Regions from separate parts of the Homo sapiens genome. Here region 1 is linked to region 2. A link is an interaction called in ENCODE POLR2A ChIA-PET data of the cell type or tissue named here. Cell type or tissue: OCI-LY7. All regions are shown on one strand. Links, peaks and the distances in the headings refer to the core of each region. The heading gives the core; the rest is flanking DNA. Region 1 overlaps LINC02942 (long intergenic non-protein coding RNA 2942). Region 2 overlaps YOD1 (YOD1 deubiquitinase).

Region 1 (12,528 bases), core at 2,425-10,424, 270 kb after region 2:
AATGAACTATAATCTGGTAAATGGCATGCAGTTTGTTACCTTGCTTGCATATTTTGTCTTATTTTCTGCCCTTTGAGTTTATGTTAGTCTTAGGCTCTACATCATTCTTCTCTATGCCTGATAGAATGGTTTGTTTGTACCGCCCTGCAATATATTTAATATTATGATGGGACATATTATGTACCATGCCCAGATCCTATGACTCACAATTAATAGGAAAGATTAAGAGACATTACTCATTCATTTATAGCTAAGTGACGTGTTATTTTATTGTTTTATTTATTTTATTATAAGCCCATAAGATGATGGCTGTTACGTACATAACACCTAGACCAAGATTGCTAATCAAAGGAAAGGGAACTAAACTAAATCTCTGTTCTTGGCAGCGTCACTCATTGTCCATTCATTCATATGTTTATTGACTCTATCTTATATGTCATGCACTGTATTAGTTGAGCGGTAATATGACTCATTCCTAAGCTTTGTCCTTGAGAGGCCATGGTCTAGTGGCAAAAACAATTACAGATATTTGTTAAATGTTATAATAGAATATTGTTCAAGGTGTGTGGGAAGGTTACGGAAGACTTCCTGAAGCTGATAATAGTTAATCTCCATCCTGAAGTAAAATGAGTTAGGCAGGTATATAAATAAATCACATCTTAGGTAAAGGGCAAAGCAGCTGAGGTGGAAAGGCTGGAGCCTAGGCAAGCAATGCACATCACGTTCTGGAAGCAGCATGCAGACTGCCAGTTTGCACCCTCCACACATCATATCTGCTTATCCTGAAATTACACTGGACTTTGTGGATCCTTCGCAGCAGAAAAGGCTTCACTAAGAAACACTGAAACATATTCAGATTTCAGCTGCTAAATTAAAACTACTGACATTTCTCAAAGAATCTGGTTTGTCCATTAAGTGCAAGCTGATATCATCACAGAAATTTTTTATCTTGGGAGCACCTTTTGGAAACTTAGACTCCAGTTACGTATTTGAAATAGCGAAAACCTTTGTCAAACAGCCCTTCAATCCGATGCAAAACCATTAGTGCTTTGTGCGCACATTGGGCAACTGTGATCCTTCAGGATTGGCTGCTCTCGAGAAAGAAAACTCCCTATGGGCCACCACACCCCCTACTTTATCCATGGGGAAGCAGCGGTATCAAATGGCCAATGGTCCTAGTTCCTGGCACAAAGTAGAAGCATGATAAACATTAGTGATTAAACATATTAAACATGGAAAACATAAAATTAGTGATTAAAAATTAGTCTAAATCCATGTCTTACCAGGTGGATTGTTATCTCCAGCAAACCCTGGGCCTTGAATTCACTTTTTGTCAAGGAATTTTATTAAGAAACATGAGTCATATCTGAATATTTTTAAAAATATAAATTACAAGTTAATTGGCTTTGCAAAAGACATATGTTGATGTACTTTGTTGCATTTTAGGTAGCATTTTGGTTAAGAAGAGCCCCCTCTTTAAGCCATTTAAGAGGGAAAAGCTGATTCACAGTTTGCCTTATTTGCTAGGTATTTCTATTCCAGGGGCAAAGAAGATTATTCAACATATACTTCTGTTCTCTATTTTGACATATCCAGTTTTTCCAAAGTTCCTAGCCAGATGCTAAATTCATATAGCTGATAAAGGAGTCTCTGTTCTTAAGATGATAATAGAGAGCATTTCATGAAATGGTTAAGCAGTAACACATATACATAGTATATGTATATATATATATAGTGACTTCTGTTGAAAAAATAAGTGACTATTCGTATTTATTTTCACTCTTTCTCAAAATGCCACTAAAATTACAGTGTCATTTTAACTAAAATTAAAAATAATTTTTTAAAGGCATAAAAACACAAAAGAATAAATGGCAGAGGAGATGCAGAAAGGTGTTTGAATTGTTACCGATTTAGCAGAAAGTAGAAAGCTAAAACCTTCCTGCCTGTAGCCAGTCTGTTTATGCTGCAGAACCCCAGAAAGGCTCAGAAATTGGAGGCACAAAGAACCTTTGGAGATTAGGAATTAAACTGAAAATAGGAGGATCAGTTGAAAGTGTATATAAAGTCGACAGACCTGAAGGACGCTTCTCATATGCAGAGCATTTAGGAGACTATTATCATGCTTTTACTTTCTGCCAGGAACTAGGACCATTGGCCATTTGATACAGCTGCTTCCCTGTGGATAAAGTAGTGGGGTGGGGTGTGGTGACCCGTGGGAAGCTTTCTTTCTCGAGAGCAGCCAATCCTGAAGGATCCCAGTTGCTCAATGTGCGCACAAAGCACTAATGGTTTTGCTTCTAATTGAAGTGCTGTTTGACAAAGAAGGTTTTTGCCATTTCTCCTATCCAGAGAAGAGGCAAGGGGCATTAAATGGAAAAATCAAAATCAGAGTAGTTCTCAACTCTAGGAAAACTGACAGTGAAAGAAGAAGGGTAGGAAAGGCAAACATTGAATGGTGAGACCTGTAACTCCCTGGTGAGACTAAGATCCCAGAATGTTGGTAGCCAGGCTTATACCTCTCTGTTCCATTCCAGGTGAGACTTCAGAGGATTTCTTTTTAGGGAAATGAATGAGACTAAGAGAAAATACTTTTAGATGCTAACATATGGGGTTGTTTCCCACACTGTCAAGTTCCCAACCCAATAACCCTACACTGAAGCCAACCAGGAAACACACACAGTTTACAACTAGCTTGTTGGAGTCTCATTTGTAAATATTGAAGGAAACATTATGGATCATAAGATGCTTGAGGAGGCCTCCAACATGAAATACAGAGAACAAAACTAACAAACACGGACAAAAAGAAACTCGGAAGACAGACAATGCAAACAGAAGAAGAAAACAAACCACCGTCAAAACAAAGCAAAATCCTGTATATTTAATATCATCACATATAAAAGAAGATATTATATATGTTAAATGAGTAAATAATGCTGGTTAAAAACATTCAGAGAATAAGTAAGAGCTCATGGAAATTACAAATATTACAGCAATAATAAAAGTTCAACAGAAGCACTGGATAAAAGTTGAGAAATTTTAAGAAAATATAACAAGATGAGAAACAAAAATAGAAAAGATACAAGGTTTAGAGAACTAATAGGAGTTCTAAGATTAACAGTCTGACACTTTGGGAGGCCGAGGCGGGTGGATCATGAGGTCAGGAGATCGAGACCATCCTGGCTAACAAGGTGAAACCCTGTCTCTACTAAAAATACAAAAAATTAGCCGGGCGCGGTGGCGGGCGCCTGTAGTCCCAGCTACTCGGGAGGCTGAGGCAGGAGAATGGCGTGAACCCGGGAAGCGGAGCTTGCAGTGAGCCGAGATTGCGCCACTGCAGTCCGCAGTCCGGCCTGGGCGACAGAGCGAGACTCCGTCTCAAAAAAAAAAAAAAAAAAAAAAAAGAAAAAAAAGATTAACAGTCTGACTAATAAGAGTTCTAAAAAGAGTATACTGAAAAAAATTATCAAAATAATAATATAATAATAGTTTCCAAAATTGGAAGGCACAAATTTCTAGACTGAATGGTTCAGCATAGTGAATGGAAACAGACTAACACAAGGCACATTGTGATTAAAATTTCGGAGTTCCAAGTTTAGAGACAAAACCATAACTTTCAATAGAATAAAAGTGAATCAAACATAAAGAATTAAGAATCAGAATGACATTAATATTCTGAAAGTAATTCTGAAATTAGATGTCAATTGGAGAAATGCCTTCAAAATCCTAAGGAAAATGGTTTCAACTTAGATTTTAAGACCTAGACTAACTATCGATCAAGTTTGTAGGCAGAATAAAAGCCTTTTCAAAATTTAAAAAAATCTAAAAAAGAAAATTACCTCCCCATGCCCCTTTTTTTCCAGGAAGCTATTGGAGAATACACACCTTCGAAATGCGGAGAAATATAAGAAAAGGAAGACAAGAGTTCAAGAAGCCAGGCATCCAACAATAATAACTAAAGAGGCAAGGTAATTCTCAGGATGATGTAACAGAAAGTCCAGACTGGTGAATGACAATGAAGAACTACAAGAGGTTTGTACTCTGAAAAGAAGAAGGAAAAAAGTGGAACTCACAGTTTGTCTAAAGTTTTTGACCATGTTTCAAGGAAGTATATGGTTCTGTGCAAAGTTAGCAAAAGGTACATTAAAAAAATGAGAAAACAACAAAATCAGGCAATTACCAACTAAAAGTATAAAGAATTTGGTACAAAAAAGGAAATTAATAATACACTACATGCTAACTTGTTAACAATTTTTACATAGTACCAATACAATAAATACAATGTTAATTTCAAACTGCAATTAATTATGCTGGAAGGATGTGGGAGTGTTAAGAGAGTTAAATTAAAATCTTCATAACAGGAAGTCAACAGATAATACCTACTGAATATTTCTACTTTTTGGAGGGATGTTGGGTTGGGGAACTACTGTTTCATTTCCTTAAAGTACTATTTGGCTTTTTAAATTGCCTGTACACATGCATATGCATACATAGTCTAAAGTTAAATTTTTAAAACCACATATAAAAGCCATGTGGGAAAAGAATTATTGTGAATGCTTAGTAAAAGAATGTATGCACAGCACATAATACAATGTTGATACATCATAGAGTATTAATAAAGTCCCCAAGATTTGCCTGCTTGGGATAGTCTTATTAACAAAAGTTAATCTTGTTAATAAAACAGTCAACAAATATATAAATCTTTACTCATCAGTCCCTAGTAAAATTTTCCAACTGTTGTGGAAGATATAAAGAAATATGAAACATAATCCTTACATTAAAATACCTTCTAATAAGTTATGGCAGTTAATATTTAATTGGTGTTATATGTACAGTAGGCACTGTCCCAAGTTCTTTACATATTATCTCTTTTAATTCTATGAGATAGACATTATTATCTCCATTTTATTATATAAATGAGGAAACTGAGGCACACTAAAATGAAGTAACTTGTCCAGGTCATGGAGCTCATAAGAGAGGGAGGTAGGATTCCAGTCCAAGCAGAAGGCGAGGGAGTCTCAGATTGCTTTATAATCTAATTGAGGGGAAGAAGAAACAGAGCTAAACAACCTTATATGATTTAAGGAGGAGTTCAACATAATACTGGAAGAGATGTCACAAACTAATGCAAGCATACTTTAGGGGAAATTGCTGTATTACACTAGGAGATCAGAAGAGAGTGCAAACCCTTCAGACTGATAGCCAAGGAAGCATTTAATTGGACCAGCTGGCTGGGGAGGGCATTCCTTGTAAGTGAATCAACACGCAGAGGTGGTAACCATAGCATGCCAGGGATCAGCGAGGAAGGTAATTTGACTAGAGCATAGCACATTTTGTTCATCCACAAATAAAACCTGTGAGATCAAAGCAGGAAAGGCCTAATAACAAATTATAAATGGCCTTGAAAGCAGACTAAGAAGCTTGGACTTTATTTTGTGAAAACGGGAAGTGATTGCTGAGCATGTGCACTTAATCTGGACATTGTACATGTAATCAGCTGACAGGAAGAGAACAAGTAACGGCTTATTGTGGCAGTCTGGATAAGATTTATCAAAATCTCAAACTAGCCTGGGGTAAGTGAGAGTGGAATTGGCTGGATCCTGGATGAGAAGTCCCACAAGGACTTACAGAAACAATTTGCATTTTATCTTTCTACCAAGGAGAAAAGTTTTTCAAACTACAAAGGCTAGATATAATTAAAAGGGAATTAAATTTCAAAAAGTTCAAGTAAGAGTATCTGCTTTGAAAAAATGAGTTTCTAGGTTTCAATAAGTTACAACATAGCATAATCAAATACTTAACTATTATGATTATGAATTGGCTGGCAGGATTTCTTTTAAAATGAAAGTAAAGCTTTCTAGATGTAACAATAAAGCATGCTCAATATGGAAAAAATATACAAAGAAAAAAATCAGCAAACTTATTCACATACCCTTAGTTTGGTTATTTTTTTTCAGTCTTTTCTATGAATAACTTTGTTTCCATGTTAATACAAAGTTACAATTGATTATCATATTATATATAGAAGATATAATTTTCTTCTTGCTTAAACATTTTAATAAAACATTTTTCAGTCTTTTCTTTGAATAACTTTGTTTCCATGTTAATACACAGTTACAATTGAATTTTCTTCTTGCTTAAACTTTTTTTTTTTTTTTTTTTGAGATGGGGTCTCACTCTATCGCCCAGGCTGGAGTGCAGTGGCCCGATCTTGGCTCACTGAAAACTCCGCCTCGCAGGTTCATGCTATTCTCCTGCCTCAGCCTCCTGAGTAGCTGGGACTACAGGCACCCGCCACAACACCCAGCTAATTTTTTTGTATTTTTAGTAGACACGGGGTTTCACCGTGTTATCCAGGATGGTCTCGATCTCCTGACCTTGTGATCTGCCCACCTCGGCCTCCCAAAGTGCTGGGATTACAGGCGTGGGCCACCACACCTGGCCTTGCTTAAACATTTTAATAAAACATTTCATATTCCATTACAAATTTATTTGTATACATAACTAATAATTGCATAATACTTAATAATGTGTATATATGTACTAAAAGGTTTTTAACCATTCCTGTGTAGTTGGATATTTAAGCACATTCTAAATCTCTGTTTATATAAGCCTAATATCTCTTTGCTCAAAATCAATTTTCTGTATTGTGGATTACCTCCTCAGGCCGGTTTTCCAGCTAAAAATCTTAAGAAAAACAATGGAGAATGAAAGAAGTAAACAGTTTAAACATAACTTCTATTTAAGAGGGCATGAAATGGTTAAATTGCAAAACCTTAGTGAGTCACCAGAGTGATTATTTTTAACCACACTGTCCCTGAAGGACAACTGATAATGATATATGGGAAGTAACTATAGTGCAGAAAATATCTAAGCAGGCATAACAAGTGTTTAGTAATTAACATCAGAATGACATTATAGTTTTTATTAATTTTCCAGCCAGAGTCTCACTCTGTCACCCAGGCTGGAGTGCAGTGGTGTAATCTCGACTCACGGAAACCTCTGCCTCCCAGGTTCAAGCGATTCTCCTGCCTCAGCCTCCTGAGTAGCTGGGACTACAGGCGCCCGCTACCATGCCCAGCTAATTTTTGTATTTTTAGTAGAGACGGGGTTTTACCATATTGGCCAGGCTGGTCTCGAACTCCTGACCTCATGATCTGCCCTCCTCAGCCTCCCAAAGTGCTGGGATTACAGGCATGAGCCATCGCACCTGGCCGCAGAATGACATTATCGTTACATCTACACTTGAATGTATTTTATATTGCATTTAAATTTATTTACATGTATTTTAACTTAACTGGTAAAATTCTGAAGCATGGGTATAATTATTCTCTTAATGCACCTTATTCTTTTAAATTTCTGAATTAATGGAATCTGTAGACATTATTACAAAGATATATCTGAGCCAGTTATATTACTGAAATCACCTTTGCAAAAATTATGACAGTGAGAAAAATATGACATAGGAAAATTATGACAGTAAAGGAAATCTGACCTAACCAACTCCATCTTGGTTCTAACCTCCAAGCTGTCCTTGTTCATTCCCGGGTACAGGCTGAACTAACTTTGAGAGGAATTTAGCTCATGGTTTAACTTTGAAACAAAGATGATAACAGCCTTCCCCAAAACAAATCCCCTCCTTGTTTGGGGACCAGATTGCCTTTGTAAAACTAACAAAATTACCCACAAGATTAGGAATTATGGAGTCATGCAACCAGAGATCACAAGATTCCTAAGCTCAATTGCTCTGATAGATAACATTACTGTTGTAAAACCTAAGATTGGTGTTCGAAGCATTTTTCAGACCCTGCATTCTGATAGACCAGCTGGTGCCACCCAGACTGGTAAACTGGCTCATCTGGTTTTGTGGCCCCCACCCAGGAACTGACTTAATGCAAGAGGACAGCTTGGACTCCCTGTGATTCCATCCCTGACCCAATTTATCACCATTCCCCATTCCCTAGCTCCCTACCCGCCAAACTGTCTTACAAAAATCCTAGCCTCTGACTTTTTGGGGAGGCTGATTTGAGTAACAATAAAACTCCAGTCTCCAATTTAGCCAGCTCTACATGTATTAAACTTTGTCTACTGTAATTCCCATCTGGATAAATCAGTTCCATCTGGACAGTGGGCAAGAAGAATCTGTTGGGCAATTACATTACCCACTGACAAAGTAAAAATCCGGTGCTTGGAGTGAGCAGACCAAATACACAACACCCTTTAAAATATGGTGCTTGCAGGGATCTGCTTTTTATTTTGTAGTTTATTGTGAAGTGTGGGTGGTGTGATGGGCCAAGCACAAAACCTGCAGTTGATGATGTGGGTTCATGCTTTACCCTGATTATTATTAGGTGTATGACTTTGGACTTGTTAGAGAATCACTGAAATTCATTTAGAGGTTAATAATAACACCTATCTCACAGAGTGGATCTGAGAATTAAGTGAGATATTAGTGAAAAACTCCCCAGAGATGATAAGTCCTACATTCATCTAAATTGTTGCTGTCATTATTTCTGTCTGCCACATTATCCTGGCACAAGATTTAGTGGGGATTCATTGAGCAGGTGAGAGGTGATGTGGAAAAGATCCATAAAATTACCTCATTAGCTCTGAGAACCTATCACTAGCTCTTCAGATGGAGCAGTGAGAACAGGCTGGGATCAAACAGTATGGAGAAAAGAATCTCCTTGGTTCTCCTTTCATGGGAAATTGCATCAGAAGTTCCTGTGGATGGCTTGTTAATTGGTGAGCATTCTGATTCAACACTGTGTCTCTCAGAATATAGTAAACAACCAAGGTTACACTATCCACATCAAATGATTAATGCAATATGCTTATAATTGTTTTGTGATTTTGCCAATTTTCTCATATATATAACAACTCAGTGTTTTGCAAGTCAGCAAAGCCCATTGATATTGTTCTTTATGGGCTCAAATTATTTCACATCCATGGTTAACACTACTTCAAACTGATTGACAAAATTAGGGGGCAAAACGAGAAAAGGTGTATTTGGTTGTGCTATTCTTGACACATAACCCAGTTGATTCACTGTTGCCAAAGCCCACCAACTCCACATCTGAGACCTTTGATTCCATTTTATGATTTTTAATCAACTTCATTGAGGTATAATTTACATAAAACAAATGGAAACATTCAAATTATCCAGTTTCACGAGTCTTGACAAATGTATACACCATGTAACCACTACCCCAATAAATATATAGAACATTTTCCCCCAAAAGTTCCCTTTTGCCATTTTGCAGTAAATTCTCCTACCCTCTTGCACTCCCCACTCCCGATAGTCATTACTTTGATTTCTATCATCATAAGTTGATTTTGCTTGTTCTGGAACTTCATATAAATGAAATCATATAATATCCACTCTATGTGCCTAGTTTCCTCTGCTCAGCAAGTTTTTGAAATTCATCCCTATTGTGTGTATCATTAATTTGTTCCTTTTTAATGTGAAGTAGTATTCATTGTATGGAAGTGCCACAATTTGTTTAACCATTCAGCTACTTATGAATTGTTTCCAGCTTGTAGCTGTTATAAATAAAGCTTCTATAAACATTTATGTACAAATCTTTGTAGACATTTTTATTTTTCCTGGGTCCATACTTGGAAATATAAGGTCATATGGTAAGTCTCTGTTATGTAAGAAGTTTCTAAATTGGTTCTTTTCCATGCAAACCTGACACACACACAAACAAACCCTGACATAATTATTATAGACCTTTGGGCTAATGGACTAAATGACATCAAAATGAGGCCACATGGTCTGGAAACATGAGGGGGAAAGGATGTCACAGAAGTAGTAGAGGAGGTGGTATCAGATGGGGGACTTGAGAAAACAGAAGTGTTTTCAACAAAACCTGCAATTATTGTTTGTCTGAAGTAAATTACCTTCTTCATAGCAGAACATTTGGCTATATGAGAAAGTACTATTTATCCTAGAGAAATGATCATCATATAGGTAAATGGATTTTATTTGACATCTGAAAGAACAGTGCTAGGAAAATACTCACCGATGAACACTTTGAGAAAGATCGAGGAACGCTTTAGTCTTCATTATGCACCAACAAATAAAAGGTAACACGTAGAGTGGACGGAGCATAATTTTAAATCTCCCCAGAACTGGGTTCAAATTTTGCTTGGCTTTGCCATCTGTATTGTTTTATCCAATCATTTCCCCCTCTGAACCTGTCCCAACATGTGCAATTGTAAGTAATAATAGTTTACTCATGGCACTGCTGGATGGTTAACCAAGGTTAAGTCTCAAAGTGAGAGTATCAATGGAAGGTGATCCCTTCAATGTAAATTTCTTCTTTCTTCCCTCCTTACCCTTGTGCAATTCTAGTAAGCTTAAATTGTAAATCTGCTTAACTTGCAAGCTGTTAAATCAAGGGAAACAAACTGCAGATGGGACTACATTGGAGGTAAAGAATCCAATGTTTATACAATTCTGAATCTTGGTAAATGACCTAATCTTTGCTAAAGGAAAAATACTACTGAGTGGGGAAAGAATAAGGAAAACAACTAAATGATCTCCACATTGCTAATACATGAGAATTTCATATTGCTTTTACAGAATTTTAAAACTGTATGTCATGACATGGCTGTATTTATAGATTTCATGAAAAGTGGCCAAGTCTTGTTATAGGAAACATTCATTCATGTCATCACCCATGATCATTCATTATTGTTAATATTTATAGAGTACTGTGTGCCAAGCAATGGGCCAAATGCTTTACATACATTATTTCCTTTATTCCTCACAAAACCTCTATGAGGTAATATCATTACACCTGTTTTATAAGTGGGAAATTTGTGTTTCAGAGCGGTTGGGTGCTGGACCACACTCTCACATGCACACACACTCTCACATGCTCACATTCATACACGCACATACACTCTCACATGCTCATACACATTCATATACATGCACACACATGCTCACACAGGCTTTCATACACACACTCACATGCTCACACACATTCATACATGCACACACATGCACACTCATTCATACATGCACACACATGCTCAGACTTTCATACACACACACATGCACACACACATTCATACATGCACGCACACTCTCACATGCTCACACACATTCATACATGCACACACTCATGCTCACACATATACATGCACACACTCACATGCTCACATTCATACATGCACACACACTCTCACATGCTCACATTCATACATGCACATACTCTCATGCTCACACACATTCATATATGCACACTCACATGCTCACACACATTCATATATGCACACTCACATGCTCACACACGTTCATACATGCACACACACGCTTACACACTCATACATGCATACACTCTCACATGCAAACATATTCTCACATTCTTGCACACACATACTAAAATGAACAAACTAGCCACAAGATTAAAAATTATGGCTCAGGAGTCATGCAGCTAAAGGCTACAAGATTCCTAACCTTCCCAATTGCTCCTATAAATAATGTTACTATTGCAAAACCTAAATTTGTGTTTGAAGTTCACACATGAACACAGTCTCACATGTGTGCACACACACATTTTCTTGTTCCTGCCCCTACCTCCAAAGTGGAGGTAGCAAAAATTCACTGTTGTCTCAGAAAGTTAGATCTTGGCAAATAAATATTTGCTCACATAAGTCAAGCATTGCATTTCCCCCTGGCTGCTGAGCCTGTTCTCACACACACAGGGAAGTCAGCTGCAGGGCAGGATGCCATTTCATAGGTGAACATGTCACATGGAATTAGACCACTTTTTCCCAGGTCCTGCTGAACCTGCACCTAGTGAAAAAAAAACTACTATGTCTGCTGCAATACACTGATACCTTGATTAGTGAATTCCTGAAGAACTCATGTATAAGAAATGGGAGAGTCCACTCATTTGTTTTCATTTATTAAAAAATACCCTTATTCTGTGAAGCAGAATTACCTGTATTTGCAGCTGCATGACAAAAATGCCTCAATATAAAGCTCCCCCCAACCCCCACCCCCCGCCCATTGGCTATTTTAAGATAAGTTGGCAATAAATTTAGGCTGAGTTAGAATGTAAATATGAAATAGACTGGTTCCTCAGATGTGAGGCATAGATAGGCACATTACATACTTTGGTAGCATAGAGGAAGGTACCAGGTATGATGCAATGGCAAGGGAGATTTTCTGGAGGAATGTTGCCTGGCCAGTCTAACAGAGGTGTTAAGATCCTAAGCACTAGTTCTACTGCCAGCAAGCCATGTGGTTTGGGGCTAGTTTCTTAACTTCCCTAAACACCAGCTGGTTCACTTGCAATGAGGGTGATAATATTTGCTCACAGTTTTGTATTCCTTGGCTTTCAAGAAATTGCACAATCCTCTTTCCTTTCCACTACCTTCTCCTTTCCCTTTCTCTGTCATTTGTACTTTCTAACGTGGGGCTCCTCAAGTCTCACACCTTGGGCTTCTCTATTTCCACATGCTATGCTCCCTTGGTTCAAACCTTGCCTGCAGTCACATCTCTACCCACTCCAC
Region 2 (12,247 bases), core at 4,248-12,247:
ATCATTTGAGGGGGTATGTGTGTCATTGCTCTTAGTATGTAAATGCCTGTTTGATGACCAGACTCTGTGGAAACTAATTACAGCCCAGCTCACCTGACTCATCTGTTCTCTCCTTCTCCATTCTTGCATGCTGTTGTGGTCATCTCTTTGACTGTCAGAGGCTAGTTTATGATTTCCTTTCTCAGTACAACCTCCCCACTTAGGCACCTCCCTTCCCTCTAAGTGCACATGCAAGGTGTGTTAGTCCATTTGCATTGCTATAAAGGAATACCTGAGACCTAGTAATTTATAAAGAAAAGAGGTTTGGCTGGCATGGTGGCTCATGCCTGTAATTCCAGCACTTTGGATGGCCAAGGCAGGGGGATTGCTTGAGCTCAGGAGTTGGAGACCAGCCTGGGCAACATGGCAAAACCCTGTCTCTACTAAAAGTACAAAAATTAGCCAGGTATGGCAGTGCGCACCTGCAGTCCCAGGTGCTCGTGGGGTGAGGCGAAAGGATGGCTTGAGACCGGGAGATCAAGGCTGCAGTGAGCCATGATTATGACACTGCACTCCAGCCTTGGTGACAGAGCAAGACCCTGTCTTAAAAACAAACAAACAAACAAACAAAAAAAACAAAAAAAGAAAAGAGGTTTGTTTTGCTCATGATTCTACAGGCTGTACAGGCATGGTGCTAGCATCTGCTAAGCTTCTGGTAAGAGTCTCAGGAAGCTTACAATCGTAACAGCAGGCAAAGGGAGAGCAGGCAGTGTCACACGGTGAGACAGGGAGCAAGAGAGAGGAAGGAGGTGCTAACATGCGTACTCAGTATACATTTATTAATATTTATTTTATTTGCTATAATGACTCATTATTAACAATAGACAGGGCCATGGAACATACACTTATCACATAGTACGTTAGTCTGTTTGCATTGGTGTAAAGGAATACCTGAGACCTAGTAATTGATACGGAAAAGGGGTTTGGCTGGGCATGATCTCATGTGAGAACTTAGAACTTACTCATTACAAAAGGACAGCACCAAGACATTCATGAGGGATCTGCCCCCATGACCCAAACGCCTCCCACTAGGTCCACCTCCAACTTTGGAGGTCACATTTCAACATGAGATTTGGAGGGGACAGAACATTCACACTATATCACATGGCAAAAACTCTAAGCATGGCAGACTGAATAGACTGTAACCACTTGTCTCCTACCTGCTGGTGTCTTGGTTCCCAGAAATGTCACATTTAATGGTTGACTCCACATGTCAGCATTTCCTGCTCTTGCTTTTGATTTGGTGTTACTGGATTCCTTTGAGTCACTAACATCTTTATGTTGATCGCATAACAGGCAGATTAGTACCACTATAACTTCATGAGTAACAACCTCAAATGGGTACTTTATACTTCAGGCAATTACTACTTTTCTCTAGGAAGCTGGATTTCCCATTTTCTGAGACCACTCTTTTTCTCTCTCCATAAACTGTCTACCTCTCTTTCACTCCATTTTCATATAACAACTTTGTCACCAATTTTGAAAGCTTCAGTATGACAACAGTAGTCAAGAGGCAGGAATGCCACATTCCCATCCCCAAATTTACAAACCTAACTTCCTCTGCACCCATTTTCTTCTTTTTTCCTGTCAGTACAACAACAACAAAAACCATGTTTTTCCTATAAAATCCTGTCATCCATTGTGTGTGCTCTGAATCTCATTTCACCAACTCTATCCCTGTAACCTTCTCTCCTGCATCATCATTTTGACCTTTCTCCTAAAATAATTCCCATCAGCTTTTTAAAATCTGCTGTCAGTTACCACACATCCAACTGCTTGTTAACTAATTTGTTAAAAATTACTTGAAAGTTAGCAGCTCACTAACTTCCGAAATGTTGTTGCTATTATTTACCCCACTATCTCTTTGTCCTTGAGTGTAATTCCATTACTATCATTTTACTGAAGTTTTGGGAGAGTGGAGGTTAGTGAATATGTTCAACTTGTTATCTTTAACCAGACATCCCTATTTACTCTTCAACTCATTTCTATCTGGCTACTTTCTCCTTGACTCCCCTAAAACAGCTCATGCTAAGGTCATCAATGAACTCCAGTTTGCCAAATCCTATAGACTGTTTGAATTCTTCTCTATCTTGTCTTTCTATAACATCCAACACAGCTGGCCACTTTCAGTTTTTTTAAAAAACTATTTTCTCTTGAATTCCATGACATAAAGTTCTCTTGCTTCTCTAATCTCTCCTGAACCCTCAGTTATCCTTGGTGGCTCTTTCTTCAACTAACTTTTAAATGCTAGTTCTTCTTCCCTTACCTGGCTCCTTAAATGTTGGGAGTTACTTGCAGCTTGGTGCTGAGTCTTCCTCCCTATATACACTCTCTCTACCTTCTCTCTTCCATCCACACAGCTTTTATCTATAGGTCAACAAGTCCAAAATTTAGGTCTTTGTCTTTAGATATATCTTTTGAACTTCAGACCTGTAGATGCCTACATGATCTCTGCTTTCACATGATTCACAAACATCTCAAACTTAACATGTCTTAACTCTTTTCTTCTCTATTCTCTCCAAATACTTCCCCCCTTCATCTTCCATGAATCAGTAAATGTCACTTTTTCCTACCAGTTGATTGAGTAAATATTATTCCACATCACCAATTCTTGGAGATCCTATCTCTAAATTATATATTACATCTATCCTCTTCTCTTGACATCTACATGGCCCAAGCCATCATCCACTTATTAGCTGTTTGTCCTTGAGGCAGTTTAAACTTTATAATTCTCAGTAATCATATCTATAAAATAGAGATGATAATAATAGCACATAACTTATAGAGTTATTGTAAAGATTACATGAGATAATACATGAAGAGTGCTGAGTATACTGTGAGCACTCAGTAAATGCTAACTATGATAATGCTCACCGTCATCACTTCCATATGTTACTGTAGTAGCCTCCTCCTCACTGGTACTCCACTTCCACTCCGCCCTCTTCAATCTCTTCTCCACAGGGCAGTTACAGTAAATTTTGAGGAACATCAATCTGATGCCTTCCTTAAAATGCTTGAATATCCTCCCAATGATCTTAGGATAACTTTATTCCTTTACAGGAATAAACTTCATTGACTTTATTCATTCACATGTTCATTCATTCAACTATATATCGAATGTCTATTGTAGATCCAGCCCCTTATTAGGTGTTAGGAATACAGCAATAACAAAAGTCACAACTAGTTCCTGCCCTTGTGGAGTTTACAAAGTAATTATGAGCACAAACATAAAATAAGCAAATAAAGCCTGTTAAATATGAATTCGAGGAAATGCTTAATATAGCTTATAGATGCTGCAAATCTGGATCCTTGCCTGCTTCTAATACTTTATTTCATGTCCCCTTCTCCTGTTTATCATACTGTGACCAGACTGGTCTGAAAAATATTTCATTTCCTTCTGCAACATCATGTTTGCAAATGCTGTACCCTCTATTTGAAATGATTTTATTTTTCAACTGATTAGTTCTTATTCATGCTTCAGATTTCAGCTTAAATGTCATCTTCTCAAAGTCTTTCCCAGATTCACCAATTTTAATTCGATTCTCCCACCCAATTATTCTTTTCATAGCATCTGTATTTATTTTTCACATCAGACAGGTAATGTGCTGATGTCATAACAAGGTTTGAGAGAGTCATCACATCCCACACATAAGTGCAAAACCCCAATCATCACACTTATGAACTACAAAAGGATCTCATAGCACTTGTATTTTTATTTCTTTGTAGTGTTGTTTTTTCTTTCCCTCCAAATTATACCCACCACCTAGGGAAGTTCCTGGTATGACATTAGCATTCAGAAATGTTTATTAAATGAATTAATATTATTGCAATCTTGAGGTATTTGACACCATATTTTGCAATAAGTAAAAGCTCAATGAGGATTTGTTAAACCATTTAACAATTTTCCGAGATAAGTTATTACCTTAGCTTTTCCTAGCCAAATTCAAGATCATTTTCTTGATCTTCATTGTAAGAGTAAGAAAAACAAGGCTAGATCTTTGGATGTTAAAGGATGAACCTAATGAGAGGGTAACTTTGGCAGTATGTCAACATAATGCAAAATCTGCTCCTTAGTTTTGTAGGTTTAAAAACTCAAATTGATCAATGTACTCCATAATATTAACACTCTAGGAGAGGTAATTCAATCCAATAAAATTCATTAGAGAAAGAGTTATCAACCCCAATACAAAACAGTTAAGTCATAGTGGAAGAAAGTTTGGAATTCCAGTAACTGTAAAATTTTGTCCATAATTAGGAATAGTAATTTTATGAAATGTCCTACATAACAGACTCTAAAAATAGATTCTTATTCCATAAAAAGGACATTTCCATTTAATTCAATATAAATATCCGACAGAATGGAAATGAACTGTGTTAGAAAAATATTTATGGTTACTTGATAAAGTGACTTTTCCTATTGGACAGTTCTAAATAAACCCTGACAAATTCTTACGAAACCCTTCTTTCCTCCATTGTTGACAGAAAAATTATTACATCATTTGTTTCATACCTGATATTTCCAAGATTACATGTTTTAAAAAAAAACCCCACGCTTTTATGGTAGTTGTTTCTTGATTATCTTAGGAAAGGTGCTGCTGAGGACTTCCACTTCCAGGAATGCTGGACTGGGTAATTCAGACAAACTCTCCTGCTGTTTGCAGTGTAGAGCCAAAAAGATAGTGAAGAATTTGGCAGGCACTAAGGACACAGGCCTGGATCAAGGTGAGGATAGGTCTGGTGTGTTGTGTCCAACATTTGAGGCCAGCCACTTTTCCTCTGGAGACATTTGTCTGTTCCAAAATGGGTGGCTGAGATGCTGAGAGGCTGAGTGGTACTTCTGACAGCTTAAGAGAACAAGGAGAACAGGCATCAGAGTTCAGGGTCCACCAATTAATGTGCTCTAGTGAGCCACACTCACTGCAGGTTGGGACCTCAGAGAGCTGCACCATAGGAGTGAGCATGACCTCTTCCAGCACTGGCGTGGGGACTAGCTGTGTTGGACTTACAAGTTATGGTGATGTCTATACACTCAGTGAGATAGGTAAGGGTTATTGGGAATAATTTTGTCTACATTTTGTACTTAACTTCGGTATTGATTTCAAACCTGACTCCTGAGTCAGCAGCAACTCCAAACAACTCCAGATTAATAGCTTTTCGGCTTATTGCAGTGATTCAACAGGGCCATCTTTAGGGTTTTAGAACATGGCCAAGTCATTATGACATCTGCTCCAATACCTCAAGATTCACTAATGAAGTCCTCCAAGTGAATACAGAGAAATGCCACAGGAATAAGATCAGAAAACTTCACTTCGTGTATGGAAGGAATTCTAGGTCAGAAGGGCAGAGAAGTTAAAAGAGTGGCAGCTACTAAAGCAAAGAGAGAGAAGGCTATTCATTCTTTGAGAGCTATTAATAGTTTCTTAGGAATTCTTGAATTCATTTTATGAGGAAATCATAAAAGTTTCAGTGGGCTTAGGGGAATATGTTTGTGTCTTGTTTTCGTCTGGTAAACATCCTCAAAATTTATAAACAAAATAGAGACAAAGACAATCCAAGTCAAAACAAAATAGAAAATATATTTGAAATGCCTGCTTTTCTGTTCTTGAATGTCTCATTCAGGCTTAAAGATATAAGATAAGCATAGATACTTACCATCCAGTAAGTATACACTTTGCCAAATACATGTCCTGCTTTGTAGCCTTCGCCACATAACTAAGAGCACAAGCCACTCTTTTTCTAAGCTCTAATGGGATGGTAAAGAGGACAGAAAAAAACTACGTTTTACTTTTTGTAGTTATAACTAGCATTTAAAACAGATTTTTTTTTTTTTTTTTTTTTTGAGACAAGAGTCTCGCTCTGTCGCCTAGGCTGGAGTGCAGTGGCGCTATCTCGGCTCACTGCAAGCTCCGCCTCCCAGGTTCACGCCATTCTCCTGCCTCAACCTCCCAAGTAGCTGGGACTACAGGCGCCCGCCACCACGCCCGGCTACTTTTTGTATTTTTAGTAGAGACAGGGTTTCACCGTGTTAGCCAGGATGGTCTCGATCTCCTGACCTCGTGATCTGCCCTGCCTCGGCCTCCCAAAAAGCTGGGATTACAGGCATGAGCCACCGCGCCTGGCCAGATTTTTTTTTTTTTTTAATTATACTTTAAGTTCTGGGATACATGTGCAGAACGTGCAGTTTTGTTACATAGGTATACATGTGCCATGGTGGTTTGCTGCACCCATGAACCCGTCATCTACATTAGGTATTTCTCCTAATGCTATCCCTCCTCTTACACCCCACCCCACTGACAGGCCCCAATGTGTGATGTTCCCTTCCCTGTGCCCATATGTTCTCATTGTTCAACTCCCACTTATGAGTGAGAACATGCAGTGTTTGGTTTTCTGTTCCTGTGTTAGTTTGCTGAGAATGATGGTTTCCAGCTTCATCCATGTCCCTGCAAAGGACGTGAACTCATTCTTTTCTATGGCTGCATAGTATTCCATGGTGTATATGTGCCACATTTCTTTATCCAATCTATCATTGATGGGCGTTTGGGTTGGTTCCAAGTCTTTGCTATTGTGAACAGTGCTGCAATAAACATATGTGTGCATGTGTCTTTATAGCAGAATGATTTAAATCCTTTTGGTATATACTCAGTAATGGGATTGTTGGGTCAAATGGTATTTCTAGTTCTAGATCCTTGAGGAATCGCCACACTGTTTTCCACAATGGTTGAACTAATTTACACTCCCACCAACAGTGTAACACGTGCCTATTTCTCCACATTCTCTCTAGCATCTGTAAAACAGATTTTAAGATGATAGGGACCTAATGACTTCTAGCACTATTTCTCATGCAAAAGACTACCTCCATTACTAATGTATTTTGATAGCTTTCATTTTCATTCTTGTTAGGTTTTTAATGTAAGTTTACTTTGCAACAATATCTATCCTTTTTTAGTCTGAGTTCTTTCCTCTAGGGCCTCAGAGAATAAATCTAATTCATCTTTTATACATGTCCCAAAATTTGAAGTTAGCTAACATGTCAATCTCTTCTTTTCCCCCTCATTTCTTCAGCCTCCAAGACGGCCATCAAACCTGTTTTTCACCACATTTTACAGGTAAAACCCACATCCAAACCTCCAATGCAACATGACCAACATTAAGACTATTGCGGCCAGGCGCAGTGGCTCACGTCTGTAATTCCAGCACTTGGGGAGGCTGAGGCGGGCAGTTCACGAGGTCAGGAGATCAAGACCATCCTGGCTAACGTGGTGAAACCCCATTCCTACTAAAAATACGAAAAATTAGCTGGGCGTGGTGGTGGGCGCCTGTAGTCCCAGCTACTTGGGAGGCTGAGGCCAGAGAATGGTGTGAACCTGGCAGGCGGAGCTTGCAGTGAGCCGAGATCACCCCACTACGCTGCAGCCTGGGCGACACAGCAACACTCTGTCTCACAAAAAAAAAAAAAAAAAAAAAAAAAAAAAAAAGACTATTGCTTCCTTTTTCCTGCTCTTTCAAGTATTAAAATGCAGCTATTTTTGCAACCTAAGCCATAGTACTCTATTCGGATCAGAATTAGAATTAAGTACCATTGCTTCGTCTTTTGTCAAACCAACTATAAAGCCAGGTTTTCCCTCATGCTGAACTCACATAATGGATTGTTTAGAATTCAAGGGCAGGACTTCACATTTAGGAATATTCAACGTTAGGATTTTTTGGCTTGTTGAGATTTTTGAATTGTCATTCATTGTTCTACAAATCTTCTCTGGATTTACATTATCTGTAAACTTAATAACTGTAAGTGGTGAGTGAAAATGAATTGCATGAGGCTAAGGACATAAAACTGGTATAAGCCATAAGAGATCTCTCGCAAGTTGATTAATGGTTCATTTAAACCACCATGGTGATAGCCACGATTCCCAAACTTTTTTTTTTTTTTTTAAATCATGCATCAGAATCGCCTGGTGGGCTTACTAAAATTGATTGTTGGGTCTCACCAATTTCTGATGTCCTTCTGAGCACTTGCATTTCTAACAAGTTCCCAGGTAATGTGATGACCAACTTTGGGAAGCATTGCTTTATGGGCACAATTAATCATTCAATAAGCTTCCATCACACAACCCAACCGATTCTTTATGAACCTTGTAATGTGAAGTTTGGCTTGACTTATTCTTATGTTGGATGTACACTGACCCCCAGAAATATATTTTATGCTGCTGTACAAACTGATTAGATATTATTATACTTCCACGTCCATAATTTTAAAGCTTTCAATGAGAAAGAATGGGTTAAATAGTTTAGTTTAGTTAGGGAACCTGAACTCTGGCCAATTGTAATAGCCACAGGGTTGCTTCAAATACATGTTTAAATGTTGACATTGCCAAAGATGAAATAAACCCTCCTATAGTGATGTTGCTGTTTTCAAACAGATCTAAGTTCACAAAGATTGCAGTCTATTAGAAAATAAATATTAAGCCTTTCCACACTGACAACTTGTCAGCAACAAATATTGAATTACAACTTGTAGGATTGGATTTAGAAAAAAATTTAGTCAATGAATGGGAATTTCAACCTTTCGTTAAGGAGAAATACCTTAGTTTCTCCTGTCTCATTCATTGAGTCCGCCTAAAGGGTGATATTTGGCAGATTTTGGTACCTTAGTTAAAGATTCGGTAAGCTTTTGATAATATGTATATTGAGTAAAATAGCCGTTCAGTGGCCATATCTGCCCTGATCCCAAAATATACTCAAACAACGTTTTCACTTCATTTATTCCTTTGAAACAAGTCACTTAATACAGCATTTAGATATTTAAAGTCATACACCTCATAAATAAAATCAATGCATCTTAATGACAATGGCAAAATCACATAAGAGTTGTAGAAAATGAAGTTAGACATCTTCCAGGTAGCAGCAGTGTATTACTTCAAAAAATGCTGGCAAATAGGCAAAACATTTTTAAAACAAGAAAACACTGTCCATCTGCATTAAGAAAAAATATTTTCTTATGCTGTTTTGCCCATCCCTACTTTTTCAAGTCATATTCTAAAGCTCTAATTTGACGGTCTTTACTTGTGGTTTTCTTTTTGCGTTAGGAACCTCTGTCTCTACTGCATTAATACAGAAACTATAGGAATATTGTTGTTCTCTAACCCTTTTCACAAACTATTCATATTCATTCTGTATTTAGGCTGAATTCAAATTTTTTTCAAGGAAAAATACTATTCTGCTAAGTACATATTTCCTGTAAACAGCTGGAGTCCTGAATGGCACCAATGTGACTGGAAAACTGACAAAAATTAGGTCCCCTGGTCCTTTAAGTAACTTACGGGCTAATTACATAGCCTATACCAGTTTATAAAGTAGACTCATGTAATCATATTAGAAATTCTGAGCCTAAGATGATCCTTTCTGTTTACCTACAACTTAATCAAATTATATCTTCACCATTCCTAAACTCCTATATGTTGGTTAGTACTTTTAAAAACATATGTATAAAAGGGCATCATGGCAAAATGCTTATAATTCATGGTTTCATACTTTAATGATAAGCTTTTTCACCTATGGCCATGCTACATTCTATGACAAGAAATGGGGAAGAAGGGTTGAGTTGACACAAAGGCATTGCTTTAAAAATGTTTGGAAAAGGGTAATTCATGACTAGGAATGCATCTATTTGACAATCTCTTCTTTATCAGTGGTACTTTGTCTTCTTGGCCCTTTTCTCCCTTCACTCTACCATGAGGGGGTTACCAACCTCCTTTAAATGTGTATGAATCAAGACCTAAATCAGCACCCTACAATTCAACATCAATAATAATTTTAAGTCAAACATTCAAAGCACTGTAAGCAAAATGCTAGATAATTTTGAGAAAAATAAACACTCTCCCACAACCAGGGACACTTAATATTCTTTTTATGTGGAATGAAATGTGCTGAAATACTGTAACATAAGAAAACAGCTTTAGTTTATAAACTAGCTTATTCAAATCAAGTGTTTCACTTTGGACTTAAAATGATGCCACTTGTATATGACACGTTTAAGGCCTCTGACTCAAAAATCAGCTTCCTTATAAGTCTGCTTGGAAACAAGTTTTAAGGATCGAATCTTTTAGAAATTATCAGTCATCTCTGCACTACAAGGACAAATTTGAATACTGCATTGTATAATAATACAAGATATTCACATAATAATAAGTAACATTTTTAATGCTAGGGCACAGACCATGCTCCTAATAGTTACTGAAATTGAGTTCTACTGTTATCAAAACACCAGAATGTTGTGCCAATAGATACACTCTACACTGATGGCAATCTTTGATTAAGAAGAGCTGATGGTTAGTAGCTCAAGAATTGTACTTTAATGTCCTTAATTAGATCCCTAGAGGGCCAACATGTAAACTTTTATTCCATATATATTTTTTAAAGTGCTGCAAACAAATGTGTCTCCACACATGAAAGAACATAATTCTTAGTATGTTTAGGAAGGCCACCTGATTTGTCAAAAAAAAAAAAAAATCACTCTTGCTTAATCTTGCATACTTCCCATTCCATTTTTTTTCCCAAAAAGATGTAAGAAAACTATGTTTAGCTTAGGGCAACTTGCAACACCCACGTTTTAATCCCTCCACAGAAGGAATAAACTAGAGAAGCAAGTTAGGCATGGGCATTTAGGGACACAGACAAATTAGATAGATAACATAATGTTAGTTAATTCCTCATTATTATTTTGCTGGGACTTCATGGAATAATCAAGCGGCATGACTACATTAGTTGTTAAAAACAGGGTCAAACTGACCAGCAGTCAAGCGTCAAGGGTACCACTTGACTATGCTAATTTCATGGGAAACAATGAAGAAATCAACCATGAACCATTAGCAAAAGATGGAACACACTAATGTCTTCACTTGGCTAACACATCACAAAATTTCCAGGTATGTTAAATTTTAGCTTCTGAAATCACTTTATTCAGGAGTGAATCTTCATAGTACTACACCTGACCTTTAATCCAAAGAAAAGTAAGAGAAAGGAAGAAGGGTGGGGTGGGAAAGTGAGGTCTTTATTCACTTTGCCACTAATATAAACTGTCATTTTAATTTTTAAAAAAATTCCTCTATGGCAGGCAAAAACTCAATGAATAGGAAAGATTTCATTCTGCTCTAGTACAAAACTTAAGACATTTAATCCTCCTGAAAGTTGTAAGTCCATAGATTTTCAAAATTCCCAAGATGAGAATTTACTCCCTTTAATAACTAATTCCAAGAGTTTAATAAGCACAGTAAAAAATGAAAAAACAAACAAACAAAAAGCAAACCCCTGTAAATTCTGTGAGGCTTAAAAGCTTGAGTTTAGAATGAGCAAAGGTTTAGGTTTTTAATCCTCAATAATTAAATCAGATGGTCCACAAATAAAGCTTCACCTTGAATTTTCCAGGATCAGAACACTAAAGTACTAGTGCTAAATTTCAGCAGACTAAAGAGTCATTTTTGAAAGGAATTTGACAGAGTATCAGTGTCCAACCGGTAAATGGACAACCTAGATAACAGATAAAATACAATGAAATAAGATCCCCTGAATAAATACTTGACACTTAATATGTAAACAAAGCCCTTACAATGAAGGGGTTTAATTCTGTAAAATATCAGTGTTCTATTCCTTTCCATTTGTTAAATTTACCCACTGTAGAAAATATATACTGAATATAAAGTGACAGAAACTTATGTTGGAACATATCAAAACATATGACAGAAACATATCAAAACATGCCTGGCACAGTATAAATTACTCAATAAATATTTGTTGCACGAATAAACTTCTAGATCTAAAGCTGTAGTAAGCAAATGTCAACTCTGTGTCCTGAAGTAGCAAAGAAAGGAAGGCAAGCTTTCTGAGTAATGATGCATAAAGCTCAATTTGATAATTGTTATCTAGTGGTATATTCTTAATTTACAGTTTTAAATTTAGTATTTTCTGGGAGAAGTAAAAAAGATACAAAACCAAAACCATCCAGATCAGATGAGAGTCAGGTGTGGAGAGATTTTCAATCCCATTAATTTGAACACATTATGATTGCCAAACATTAAGTATCATAAGCTCATCAGTGCTATTTTTAAGGCTCAGTAAAATAGAAAACTAAACACTTTTAAGTTATGCTGACCATAACAGCTTATATTGTCTAAAATAACTATGCACACAAAAGGTACTCAAGAAATGTCATCTG

The links. ChIA-PET counts read pairs that join two places held together with the same protein. Peaks named below come from ENCODE experiments on the same cell type or tissue, not always from the same donor. Only the 100,000 strongest peaks of a DNase experiment are listed, where the experiment ranks them.
Region 1: POLR2A ChIA-PET joins it to region 2 with 5 read pairs; 17 of 35 experiments call an interaction of 5 or more read pairs at or near these places.

What each region holds. Positions count from the first base shown.
Region 1 is chr1:207,304,607-207,317,134 of GRCh38, forward strand. It overlaps LINC02942 (long intergenic non-protein coding RNA 2942), which reads left to right. Exons shown (of 4, transcript NR_186170.1): 4 at 3,861-9,575. The region is part of intron 1 of LOC107985251 (a long non-coding RNA gene); the gene reads right to left. Among named protein-coding and RNA genes, the nearest start is that of CD55, 11 kb to the right of the region's middle. RefSeq lists an enhancer at 11,978-12,528. In OCI-LY7, for the core only: no CTCF peak of the experiment used is centred there; a DNase peak (open chromatin) is centred at 5,465; H3K4me3 peaks cover 905 bases; H3K27ac peaks cover 1,145 bases.
Region 2 is chr1:207,035,068-207,047,314 of GRCh38, forward strand. YOD1 (YOD1 deubiquitinase) reads right to left here. Exons shown (of 2, transcript NM_018566.4): 2 at 8,782-12,247. LOC124904826 (small nucleolar RNA U13) reads right to left here and starts at 3,733; the gene lies at 3,627-3,733. It also overlaps a transcript of PFKFB2 not described here. RefSeq lists a silencer at 4,457-4,751. In OCI-LY7, for the core only: no CTCF peak of the experiment used is centred there; no DNase peak of the experiment used is centred there; H3K4me3 peaks cover 563 bases.